Regions from separate parts of the Homo sapiens genome. Here region 2 is linked to region 1. A link is a loop called in an ENCODE intact Hi-C map of the cell type or tissue named here. Cell type or tissue: dorsolateral prefrontal cortex. All regions are shown on one strand. Each heading gives the region's core, and the rest is flanking DNA. Links, peaks and the distances in the headings are about the cores only.

Region 1 (6,352 bases), core at 1,128-5,127:
AAGCACATACAACACACCTGAGACAAATATGACCTGAGACCAATTTGACCTGCCTGCATGGTTGGTAGAGTCCTTTAGCATAAACGTAAAATAAAGATTTTGAAACTGGGTGTTAACCTCCATTATGGGTTTTGGCAGACAGTGGTGACTTTATGGAAATTGTGCGGTGTGCCTGCATCATGAGTAGAGGGCCAGGATTGAGACTGGGTGCAGTGGCTCAATCCCAGCACTATGGGAGGCCAAGGCTGGCAGACTGCTCGAGGCCAGGAGTTTGAGACCAGCCTGGGCAACATGGCAAAAACCTTTCTACAAAATACAAAATATGACCAGGCATGGTGGCTCACGCCTGTAATCCCAGCACTTTGGGAGGCCAAGGCAGGCAGATCACCCGAGGTCAGGAGTTTAAGACCAGCCTGGCCAACACGGTGAAACCCCATCTTTACTAAAAATACAAAAAAATTAGCCGGGCGTGGTGGTGGGCACCTGTAATCCCAGCTACTCGGGAGGCTGAGGCAGGAGAATCACTTGAGCTCGGGAGGTGGAGGTTGCAGTGAGCCAAGATCATGCCACTGCACTCCAGCCTGGGCAACAGAGCAAGACTCTGTCTCAAAAATGCAAAATATTAGTCAGGTGTGGTGGCATGCACCTGTAGTCCCAGGTACTCAGGAGGCTGAGGTGAGAGGATCACTTGAGTCCAGGAGGTCGAGGTTGCAGTAAGCCCTTATGGTACCACTGCACTCCAGCCTGGGCAGCAGAGCAAGACTGTCTCAAAAATATTTTTTCTTTAACATGCCCTAACATTACAACAAATGAGCCAAAATCTTGAACAAAATATATGATAGGCCAGGGCGGTAGCTCATGCCTGTAATCCCAGCCCTTTGGGAGGCCGAGGCGGGTGGATCACTTGAGCTCTGGAGTTTGAGACCAGCCTGGGCAACATGACAACACCTTGTCTCTACTAAAAATACAAAAATTAGCTAGGTATGGTGGTACGCACCTGTGGTCCCAACTACCGGGGAGGCTGAGGCAGGAGGATTGCTTGAGCCCCAGAGGGGAAGGTTGCAGTGAGCCGAGATCACACCACTGCACTCCAGCCTGGGTGACGACAGAGACTCTGTCTCAAAAAAAATGAAGAAGTCCATTTGGGACTCAAAATACATTCACTGATTCTAAGATGGACATCCTGCCCCGACACCCACACATACATTTTAACATCTCTGAAATCAGGATGTATCTTAGAGTTGGTGGTGTTTTATAATTTTTTTTTTTTTTTTTGAGACAGGGTCTCACTCTGTCACCCAGGTTGGACTGCAGTGGTGCAATCTCGGCTCACTGCAACCTCTGCCTCCCAGGTTCTATAGATTCTCCTGCTTCAGCCTCCCAAGTAGCTGGGATTACAGGCTCCTGCCACCACACCTGGCTAATTTTGTGTGTGTGTGTGTGTGTGTGTGTGTGTGTGTGTGTGTGTGTGTGAGACAGAGTCTCACTCTGTCAGCTAGGCTGGAGTGCAGTGGCACGATCTTAGCTCACTGCAACTTCGTTTCCCGGGTTCAAATGATTTTCCTGCCTCAGCCTCCCAAGTGCTTGGGATTACAGGCATGTGCCACCACACCCGGCTAATTTTTGTATTTTTAGTAGAGATGGCGTTTCACCATGTTGGCCAGGCTGGTCTCCAACTCCTGACCTCAGGTGATCCCCCACCTCAGCCTCCCAAAGTGCTGGGATTCCAGCTGTGAGCCACCGCGCCGGCCGGCACTCATTATTTATAATTCCTGTCATCCTCAGAAATGACAGGAGTCTCATCTGATGCCCTTAATGAAAACTGTACCGACCTTTCTAGGACCCCGTTTCCCCCCCACCCCACCCCCACCTCTGTAGCTGTCATGTCCATTTGTCTAGGACTTCAAGGTGTTTGTTCTGAAAAACCATTATTTTGGTTTTAGTCACTATGGTGTGCTGAATATAAACTCCCAAAGATATCCATGTCCCCATCCCCTGAACCTGGGAGCATTACCTTACGTGGTAAAAGGGACTTTGCAGGTACAATTAAGGATCTTGAGACGGAGGGAGTATCCCGGATTATCCGGGTGGATGCAGTGATGAAGTCACAAAGGTCTTTACAAGAAGGAGGCTGAAGCTGATATGGCCAGAACCAGGGGCTGCCAGCCACACTTAGAGGCTGAAAATGACCAGGAAATGGATTCTCCCCCCAGAGCTGCCAGAGGAAACCAGCCCTGCCAACACCTTGACTTCTGCCCAGTGAAACTGGTACTGGCCTTGTGTCCTCCCGAACTGTAAGATAACAGATCTGTGTGGTTTTAAGCCACACAGATCGGTCTCTGGTCATTTGTTGGAACAGCCACAAGAAGCGCATACTGTCCCCTTTTTCCTCCCGAGGCACTGCATGACTGACTGGTTAGTCTTTCCAGTTTACCTACTTTTGTTTTTTTTTTTGAGATGGAGTTCTTGCTCTTGTGGCCCAGGCTAGAGTGCAGTGGTGAGATCTCAGCTCACTGCAACCTCCGCCTCCCGAGTTCAAGCGATTCTTCTGCCTCAGTCTCCTGAGTAACTGCGATTACAGGTGTGCACCACCACACCCACCTAATTTTTGTATTTTTGGTAGGGACAGGGTTTCATCATGTTGTCCAGGCTGGGCTCGAACTCCTGAACGCAAGTGATCCGCCCCCCTCGACTTCTCAAAGTGCTGGGATTACAGGCTGGAGCCACCGCGCCCGGCCCCTCTTGCAACATCTTTCTGATGCCGCTTTCCTCTGAGAATGAGCCCTGAAATCAGAAAATGGTCCTGGAGATCCCAGGTTGTTTTTTGTACCCAGATATTTGGCGCTCCCCAAGATGGCCACTTGGTGGCGCCAAAAGCTTTACTCTTCACCCTGCTTCCGTCTACATTTTCAAATGGCCCTCAAAGTTGGCTTGCTTGTTTTGATAACCCACTAGCCCAAAGCCAGCGGGAGGGATGTCAAGACCAAAAGGGAAGTTAAGCCTCATCTTTGAGGGCCATTTGAATATATCCAGCTTGATTTTAATCAGATGAAAGTAGGTCGGGGATCGGAAAACAATTTGGTCATCTGTACACTGTCTCAAGACAGACAGATGCATGCCTGTGTGCAAAAGTCGCCACCAGCGGCCGGGCGCGGTGGCTCACGCCTGTAATCCCAGCACTTTGGGAGGCCGAGGCGGGCGGATCACGAGGTGAGGAGATCGAGACTTTCCTGGGCAACACCGTGAAACCCCGTCTCTACTAAAAATACAAAAAGAAATTAGCCAGGCGTGGTGGTGGGCGCCTGTAGTCCCAGCTACTCTGGAGGCTGAGACAGGAGAATGGCGTGAACCCGGGAGGCGGAGCTTGCAGTGAGCCGAGATCGCGCCACTGCACTCCAGCCTGGGTAATAGAGCAAAACTCTGTCTCAAAAAAAAAAAAAAAAAAAAAGTCGCCACCAGCAAAGGGCCCCCTACAGAGGTTTTACTTCCAGGGTCTGTCACCATGGTCCACTAATAAGGAAAGATCCCTGCATTTCAGGACAGACTGTAAAGAAAGTTTGAGAAGGTATAAAAGCAAATAAAAACTACACTCAGGTACGATTTTTCTATTGATCCAGTGGGTTGGCAAAGCTAAAAAAATTGGGTACCAACCATACAGCGCTGGGGGGATGTCAGGGAACAAGCTCTCTCTCCCATTGATGGTGGGGGTCTACACTGGAACAGCAGCCATGGAAGGCAATTTATCAATGGCTAGCCAAATCACTAACACACATCCCTTTCTAGGGATGCATGTTATTCACACGTGAATGACACCTTGTTCTTAAGATTGGAAAAAGCATTTAAAACACCCATATCAATGAAACTTGCGAACTATGAATATCCATAGAACAGAATCCTGTGCAGCTGTACAAAGCGAGAAGTTCTGGGGAGCCCCACCCAAGACCACGGCCCAGGCCCCCACTGGTTCACCGCTTGTGAGGCTCTCCAGCCGTCCGTAATCGCCTGCTCCAGCTCTTCCCAGGTGACCATGGTGACTTCTTCTGCACCAGGAACCAAACTCAGCTTCCGGCTGACTAGTTCCTGACAGTGACAGAAAAGACACACACATACACCCCTTGATTAATCCCAAGCAGCTTTAGGAACAGACTTGGTCTAACAGGATCTGGGTGGGTCCTTCACAGCCCCAGCCCCAGGGAGAATTCATCACCCTTCAAGTGACCAGTGAAGGTTGGGCAGCCAGTTATCTGTCCCATGTGAGCACCCAGCAGAGCGCTGGGCAGGGCTGGGGCAGATTTCCCTCCAACCCTGGGGCAGAGACTTGAGAGGCAGAGGGCACACACTGCCTGCCCTGGATGGACAAGCCCTGGAGAGAGGGCCACACTGAGAGACGGCCAGCCCCCTGGAGAGCCCTTTCCCATGGAACTGGCTGGTATTACCAGGAATTGCTCCCGATCTTTGAATAGCTTCTCTAGTTCATCAACCCGCTGTAAAAGTACCTGGAAGAAGAGTTCAGGAAAGGAGAATGACAGTGGCCCCTACACACGCACACTCACATGCACACACACACAGATGCGCACACACACTCTCACACTCAGACACACACATGCATACACGCACATTCACACACTGACTCAGTGCCAGGAGACGAGGAAAGGGGGAATTTGTGTGGCTCTTATGGAAAGGGAGGGTTTCTTCTTCTACTTGGGTTTTTTTGGTTTCCTTTTTTTTTTTTTTTTGAGACAGGGTCTTGCTCTGTCACCCAAGCTGCAGTGCAGTGATGCCACCACAGCTCACTGCAGCCTCAACCTCTCAGGCTCAAGCGATCCTCCCACCTCAGCCTCCTGAGTAGCTGGGACTTCAGGCATGCACCACCACATCCAGCTAATTTTAAACATTTTTTTGTAGAGATAAGATCTTGCAATGTTGCCCAGGCTGGTCTTGAACTCCTGGGTCCGAGCAATCCTCCAGCCTCGGCCTCCCACAGTGCTGAGATTACAGGCAGGAGCCCCTGCTTTCTACCTGGTTTTTACCTGGCCAGTCAGCCCAGGCTCCTGGGTCTTTTCCCAGCCAAGTGCAGGAAGGGAAGTGAGATGCAGTGGGGGACCTGGCTGGTAGCATGGCAGGAGTAAGTGCTGCTGCAGGGATGGGACCCTTTGGTCCTGGGATTCAGTTTGCTCCAACCCACTTGTGAAAGCCTGTAGGATGAGGCCCACCTTGCCTTACAAGGAAGGAAGGGTGCCAGGTACCTCAACAGTAGCTGAACATCTGTGCTATCTAAAGAGAAAAGCACCTCAAAAGAACCAAAGCAAATCGCTACAACATAAGGTGCTATCATATTTGGGATTAAGAAAAAATATATTAATAAACAAAAATAAAACAAGTTACTTTTTATAACTTTTGCAAACTTCTAGAATCTAAGATTACGTAAAAATTAAAACAAAAGGCCAGGCGCAGTGGCTCTTGCCTGTAATCCCAACACTTTGGGAAGCCGAGGCAGGAGGATCACTTTAGGTCAGGAGTTCGAGACCAGCCTGGCCAACACGGCAAAACCCCATCTCTACTAAAAGTACAAAAGTTAGCTGGGCATGGTGGTGTGCACCTATAATCCTAGCTACTCGGGAAGCCGAGGCAGGAGAATTCCTTGAACCCAGGAGATGGAGTTGCAGTGAGCCGACAATGCACCACTGCACTCCAGCCTGGGTGACAGAGTGAGAATGTGTCTCAAAAAAAAAAAAAAAAAAAAAAAAACCCAAAAAAATTAAAACAAAAAAAACCCCCACCACACTTTAAAGTTTGAAAAGGAAAGCAGACATGCTTCCCAGAGCAAAAGTGAGTTGGTGCTGCGGTCTCGAGACCTGGGGTGATATGGCAGGAGGGCATGAGCGGCCAGGGCTCCCCTGCTGGGGCTTGGCCTCTTCTTCCTGCCTCTTCCCGGCCTCTTTTTCCCCTCCTGTCTCTCCTCTTGGCCTCCCCACCCAGCTGCCTTCCTAGTTGCTTCTGCTTTTTCTTTCAGAACCAACCTAAGGTGGCTCTGAGACATGCACGTGTCTATTACCTCCTGGCGCTGACCTGCGTTGCTTCCTGCTGTTCACTGGACAATACTTATACTCAATGATTACATGCATTTGTCCCTCCAAGAAAACAAAAGTCCAGTTGAAGGCAGGGCTCAGTGGCTCACGCCTGTAATGCCCAGCACTTTGGGAGGCCGAGGCGGGCAGATCACTTGAGGTCAGGAGTTTGAGACCAGCCCCGCCAACATGGTGAAACTCCTTCTCTACTAAAAACACAAATATTAGCCAGGCGGGGTGGCGCGCGCCTATAATCCCAGCTACTCGGGAGGCTGAGGCAGGAG
Region 2 (6,352 bases), core at 789-4,788, 95 kb after region 1:
GGTGCCCACACAGCACATCTGCACCTGCCCATGCCAAGCCTACTTGCCATTCTATCTTCAAAAGTCTTGACCATGATGCCCTCAGGCAGTGAGGTAGCCAGCAGCGCCATCTCCTTCCGCACTGTGCTGAAGAACTTCTTGGCTTCTGGAGGCTGGAACTCAATTTTCTTAAAAGAATGATTTGCTAGAGGGGGGAAGAGAATAGTCAGTCCCTCATGGAGAGGCCCTGGAGCTCCATCTGCCAACCTGGCTGGACAGGTGAGCACACCCACAGACTTCCCACTCGCCGCTGCTGGCCTCAGCACTGTGACCACACAGGGAAATGGTTTGCCCTGGGGCAGTAGCTGGGGTCTGGCGAGGGGACTAACCACCCTGCACCCAGATCTGGTGACACAAACAGGAGCCCCGAGAAGGCGGGGGAAGGCGAAGACCAGGCAAGGGCTGACTCACAGGGTGCAAACTCCAGTACGGAGAAGACCTCGCCCTTGGCGCTGGTGAAGGTGACGCCAGGCTTGCCGCCACACTGCTGGCACAGCACCGGGGTTTCGCTGGGCCACTCAGCCTTCACAGGTGACTGCCCCTCGGGCTTGTCCTCCTTGCGCTCTACGTCGGGCACTGCTTCCATCTTCTCCTCCTCTACAATGGCCACATTGTCCAGGGTCTTCTTGAGGTTTTCCTGTAGCTTCTTGATGTCATCCAGAAACTTCTTCTCCCGAGTTGGCTTCTCAGGCTCCACAGTCGGAGAGGTGGGCGAGCCCGTCAGCAGCTGCTCCACAGTCATGTTCTTGAGGCTCTCCAGGATCTTGATGGCCTCTTTCAACTCCCGGAAGCTCTTGGGTGGCCCGTCCTTGCCAGCCTTCTCCATCAGCCCGGCCATGGGGGCAGCCATGGCCACAGCCCCCTGGACGGCAGCTGTGGCTGCCTCTTCACTGATCACCACTCCCTTGTCCTCAGGGGCCACCGGCTGCTCCAGGGGTGGGATGGGGGGCTCCTCTATCTTGGGGTGCTCGTCCTCCACCAGCCCATTGTCCGTCTCCCAGCTGTCACTATCATCTTCCCATTCATCCGAGGATGCCCCGCTGGTGCTGCCTTCTACCGAATCGTAGTCTGACTCCTCAATCTCAGACTCTATGTTGTACAAGTGCTGGGGGCAGAAGGGAAGTGCCAGGGTAAGCAGACAGGAAGTCACCTCCCCACCACTAAGGAGGAGCTCTGGGGATCCCTGATCCGCACAGCTGATGGCGACTGGGCTCATGAGGCCTTGGCAACCTCATTCCACCCTTTCCCTGACCTCTGCTCTGGCTTTTGCAGTCCCTAGGTCTCTGGGAGAGGCCCTTCACCTGTCCCACCCTCCAGCTGGACCCAAAGCCCCAGCCAGTGGTCTGTTCCAGCCTCTCCTCCTGCTCTGTGCACTTCGTCAGCATCTGTCCAAGGCGTTAGGGGACCTTGGCAGGCCCAGTCCCACACCTGAAAAGCGCAGGGTCAGCTAATGATGCAGCCAAGGAGGCCTGTGTGGGGAGCTGGGAACATATGACAAGAGGGGACATGTAGAAGGGCCGACATATCCTGCTGCGTTCCCTGGAATGGCCGTTAAGGTGATGGGGCAAGCCATTCCCGCCCCCACTCCTGCCCCCTGTGTGGACCAGGAGAGGAGAGCTGGGCTGTGTGGCTCCAACCAGGAGGCGAGGGAAGGAGAGCCCGTGTAGCCCTTCTGCTCAGGACCCAGCAGGTGGGGCTAGAACTGGGTCGGCTCTCTCCTTTCTCTCCTTCTCTGTTAGAGCTTTCTAAAAAGGGTGGTAGGAAAGTCTCCATCTCCTTTTAGGAGGGAACTTGCATTCTTCGTAGCATAGTGAGCTGACAATCCAGGAAAATCCTGGAGGTTTGTGAAAGTCTACATGCACCCAGAGATGGACGTGAAGAGATTGCTGGGAGAAGCGAGGCTGGTGGGCCAACTGCAGGCCTGCACCAAGGGCTGTGTGGAATGCCTGCCTTTCCCCTCACGCTTTCGCTGAGATCTCACCAGGAAGACCTGAGAGCCCATCTTCTGGCTACACGCCTGTGGCCCCCGGCCCAAGTTGCCATAGTCACAAGCTCAGCAGGGGGGTCTTGCCAGAGCCTCACCTGGGGCAGGATGATGGTCTTTGAGTTGTCAGCCCACACCACCTCCACCTTGCTGCTGACGTCCACACGGGCCACCTGGCCCACCGATGGCTGCTGGGCAAAGGGGACAAAGTCAGGGGGCCCAGCTCAAGCTCCAGCTCCCCAGCCCCTCCTGTGCTCTGCAGTGACTGACATCATGCCCACCTGGCTTGTGACAAGGAACTTAGCTCCTCTGGTAAATGTAACCAGCGGCAGCTCAAGAAGCCTGACCCCAGAAGGGAGGCAGGGAAACAAGTCCTTCTGCAGCTGCTAGTGCTGAGCGGCAGCTTGACTCTGGGGCAGCTGCCCTTCTGAGGACACTGAGCCCAGAGGACTTTCAGGTCTTGTCTCCTAGAGCCACCTGGTGGCAGCATCAGGGACTGCAGCTGGTGCACAGGGCAGTGAGCAGCCATCCAGAACTTGAATTTGAAGGCGTACCTCATCCTCCTTGTGAGGAGCCCCATCCTCAGTATTGCCGATGCGGATGACGATGTCAGTTGTACGGAACCTAAAGTCAGGGTGGTCAGCAATGTCGTAAACACTCACATCTTCCTCTTCTCCAATCAGCTGTGGCACAGGACAGGTTGTCATGAGCTAGGGGTCCTACACCCAACCCCAGAGCCCACCTGAAGCAAGCAGTAGGGGCTGCACACACCTCCACGTCGTCCCCACTCGGCCTCAGCTTGAACCACTTCACCATGCAGGTACGGCCGATGTGGTCCCCAGACTGTACCACACCGTAGACAGCAGGGTCTGGACAGCTCTGGACTAGGGAACCAGAGAAAGGGAAGTGACTAGCTAAGGGATCCCGGCTAAGGAGCCCACATCTCAAGCCAGTGCAGAGTGCAGAACCCTGACCTTCCCCCGTCTTGGAAGTGGTGAGACCCCTTCATGAGGGCAGTCCCCTTCTGGACCTCATTTTAGCTCTGACCCCAGATCCACTGCCCATTCTCCACAAGCCCCAACCCGGGCCCTCATTGGCGACCACCCTGCTGGCTGCCCTTCCAGAGCTGGCACTACCTCGCTTATCTACCACGAAGTCTCCAGGGCAGAACTCGTTGTTGTCCAGGTGGTGCACAGGGAAGAGGTCGTTGGAGCGGATGTTGCATTCCACGGAGCCATCCTGCCACATCACGTCGGCTGAGGTCATCGTGGTCACCACCTCCACTGCCACCCTGCGGGTGCAGGCCAGTCAGCAGGCCATGCAAACCCCACCCCCTCCGCGGAAAGGGCAGAGAGTCTTTCTGTCCCTTCCTGTCCCTGTGGGCTTGGTAACCTGAAACTCTGAATCCCAGGTTGGCAGGATGAGTCTCTGGTGCACAGGAAGCTCACCCAGGGTTCCAAGGCCACGCATTCTCTGAGAACAGGATCCACTTGGGAGAGCTCAGGCAAATGTGGTTCCAGAAGGCCAAGCTTAAGGCCACCACCATCCCACCCTCTGCACCACTCCTCAGTCTCTGCTTTCCACCAGGGCCTACCCCAGGCACCTACGTTGTCTCGGGTGGGAGCCCCGGAGCCACTACAAGGCATGCAGAGGTGTGTGTGCGAGCGCAGGCACGCACACCGAGGGGACGCGCACTCTGCCTGGCTTCACGCTGACGCCATTGGGGAGGGGCACAACTCTGAGTTTACCTGTCCCCTGGCTTGAAGTCTCGAGTGATTTTATTCTTCTTCCTCTTGTGTTTGCGCTTTAAGTTCTTGATGGACAAGGGGATGCTCTTTTTGCGACTCGTGCCGCTGCCGCTCTGGGAGGAAGTGGTGGAGCTGGCAGAGGAGGTCACCGAACTGGTGTCGTCCGTGTCATCAGCAGCCTCATCATCTGCGTCCTGCTCTGCCGAGTGCAGCCTGTCATCTCTGCCTTCTTTTAGCAGGAATGGGGGCAGCTGCTCTCCTGCCTCGTGGGGCTCCTCTGCACCCTCGTCCTGCATCTCCACTGGACTGGCAGAGCCATCGGGCGTCTCCTCAGGGCTGGCAGACTCCGCTTCGCTCTTGGTTTTGGATTCCCCCTTCTTGTCTGGGTCTTCCATGGAATGGTCCCGGGAACACTGGGTGTCTGGGGAGCATGACATGATCCGCACAACCTGCTTCTTCAACAGGCGCTTCACCTGCAAGGGCGGAGCAGAGAGGACAGGGCTGTGAGGTGCACCTGGGCAGGCCTGGCCCTAGGCATCTCAGGCTGGGGGGATGACAGCTGTATACACCTGAGTAGCCGGCAAGGGTCATCAGGGCTGCCCCCCAAGGCCTAAAGCACAGACTGTCCTTCTTGGCCATGGAAATGGCTCAAGGCCAGTTCCTCAAATGCCCACCAATCCCCAACCCCAAGGACATACCTTCTTGGCCATAGAGCCCTCCCCCTGGGCGCAGTTTTTTTCTGGACATTCCCAGGCAATCTTGGCTGGCTCTACCTTGGCTGGGAAGACATACAGACAGCGCTCCCCAAGCTGCCGCTGAGCATGGTCAAAGCATCCGAGACGCTTCACCCTGGTTGGGGAAGAAGTGGGGGTGAGCTGGGCTGGACTCCTGGGAGGCCAGCAGTGTTCTTAAGCCTCCCCAGGCATGTGACCAGGGCCCAGAGCCCTGTCCCACGCGTGCCCCTGGGTTGCTGGCAGTAAGGGCATGCTTACCTGCCTAGGTTTTCCTGGGTGATGACAGAGGGTGGGGGGCTGACGCTGTCCGTGCCCCCTGGACAGAAACTCTTGGTAATCCATGTAACTTTCAACTCTACAACCTGCACCTGGGGATGGCAGGTGGGACACGCCAGTCAGGGCAGGCTCTGACAGCACTCTCTTTAGCCAGCTGCCCAAAGCCCACTTGACCTCCAGAGCAGGAAACTGATCTTCCTAGTGCAGCACCAAGTACAGACACATCAGAGCAGGCCCCAACTGTAACCACGGCCCCCACCCAATGCCCAGGACCAGTGTCACTGCTCATACCAGCCAGGGGCCACTGGAACTGCCACTTGCCACCCTCCCACCTTGCTCAGCCTGTACAGGCTGGGCTGGGGCACATCTGTCTTTTGGTCACTATGACCAGAGCCTGGGTTCCCTTTATCCCCAAAGCCCTTTGAGATCAACAGGGTCCAGATGCTGAGGAGCGGGGCTCAACCCTCAAGAGCAGGAAGGAAAGGGGCAGCAGCTCAGCTCCAGGGTGTGGAGGTCAAGGACTCCATCTCCTACCCTTGGGCCCGGACCCACCTCTTCCACCACCACTCGGAACTTGCTCTTGGTGCTGAGCACGGGCTTGACACCTGACAGCCACTGGACGCTGGAGAAGATCTTGGCAGGGCCAATGAGCACCTGGCCTGGGTAGAAGCCATAGGAATCATCGAAGAAGAGACCCTGCGGGATGTGGGGCCAAAGGAAAGTCCCCGTGAGCGGTGTCTCCATGGGTGACCATGCTCTCCACGCCTGTGCCCGCTGGCTGCCCACCTGCAGAAGCCCACTCACACACACGCCCCACACGCCCTAAAACAAGTCCTGTGGCTCCACATCAGCACTTCCCAAACCCTGGGTCCGCAGAGGTCATCTGGCGCCCTTGTTCAAACATAGGTGATGCATTCCATGCTCCTTGGTCAAGGGCTCATACTCTGAGGAATAAGACTCCAGAGAGCAGTGGTCCTGAAACCTGTTTGCTCACGCACCCCCTGTATATCTACTTGTTTGCTGTGTGTGTCCATGTACTATTGTAACTAACACATCATCCTGTACTGAGAGAGACAAAGTGGAACCTTAAAGGATGAGAAAAAAAAGCTACCAAAAATGCAAATAAAAGTTCTAATACTGCCGGGCGCGGTGGCTCACGCCTGTAATCCCAGCACTTTGGGAGGCTGTGGGCAGATCACCCGAGGTCAAGAGTTCGAGACCAGCCTGGCCAACATGGTGAAACCTCATCTCCACTAAAAATACAAAAATTAGACGGGTGTGGTGGCACACGCCTGTAATCCCAGCTACTCGGGAGGCTGAGGCCAAAGAATCACTTGAACCCGGGAGGTGGAGGTTGCAGTGAGCCGAGATCGCACCGTTGCACTCCAGCCTGGGCGACAGTGAGACTCTGTCTCAAAAAAAAAAAAAAAAAAAAAAGTTCTAATACTTTCTGCCTATACCCAAACTTTTAGACCCTCTGGCGCGCACCCGCCCCTTTTCTAGGAAACCGCTCTGTTTAGCTGGGTCCAGGTCTTTGCTACGAAGTCCTCCTTCCAGAGGACTGAGCAATC

The links. Peaks named below come from ENCODE experiments on the same cell type or tissue, not always from the same donor. Only the 100,000 strongest peaks of a DNase experiment are listed, where the experiment ranks them.
Region 2: it touches region 1 in a loop (8-fold over the local background); 107 of 110 quality-filtered maps call a loop at or near these places.

What each region holds. Positions count from the first base shown.
Region 1 is chr17:76,300,446-76,306,797 of GRCh38, forward strand. It overlaps QRICH2 (glutamine rich 2), which reads right to left. Exons shown (of 19, transcript NM_001388453.1): 2 at 4,437-4,496; 3 at 3,970-4,080. Among named protein-coding and RNA genes, the nearest start is that of QRICH2, 4.7 kb to the right of the region's middle. In dorsolateral prefrontal cortex, for the core only: CTCF peaks have their summits at 2,844 (motif pointing right) and 3,062; no DNase peak of the experiment used is centred there.
Region 2 is chr17:76,395,678-76,402,029 of GRCh38, forward strand. It overlaps UBE2O (ubiquitin conjugating enzyme E2 O), which reads right to left. Exons shown (of 18, transcript NM_022066.4): 6 at 5,334-5,477; 7 at 4,764-4,873; 8 at 4,470-4,620; 9 at 3,772-4,244; 10 at 3,160-3,314; 11 at 2,795-2,907; 12 at 2,578-2,706; 13 at 2,122-2,211; 14 at 451-1,144; 15 at 48-184. Among named protein-coding and RNA genes, the nearest start is that of SPHK1, 14 kb to the left of the region's middle. RefSeq lists an enhancer at 3,225-3,725. In dorsolateral prefrontal cortex, for the core only: CTCF peaks have their summits at 2,504 (motif pointing left) and 2,710; a DNase peak (open chromatin) is centred at 2,484; H3K27ac peaks cover 523 bases.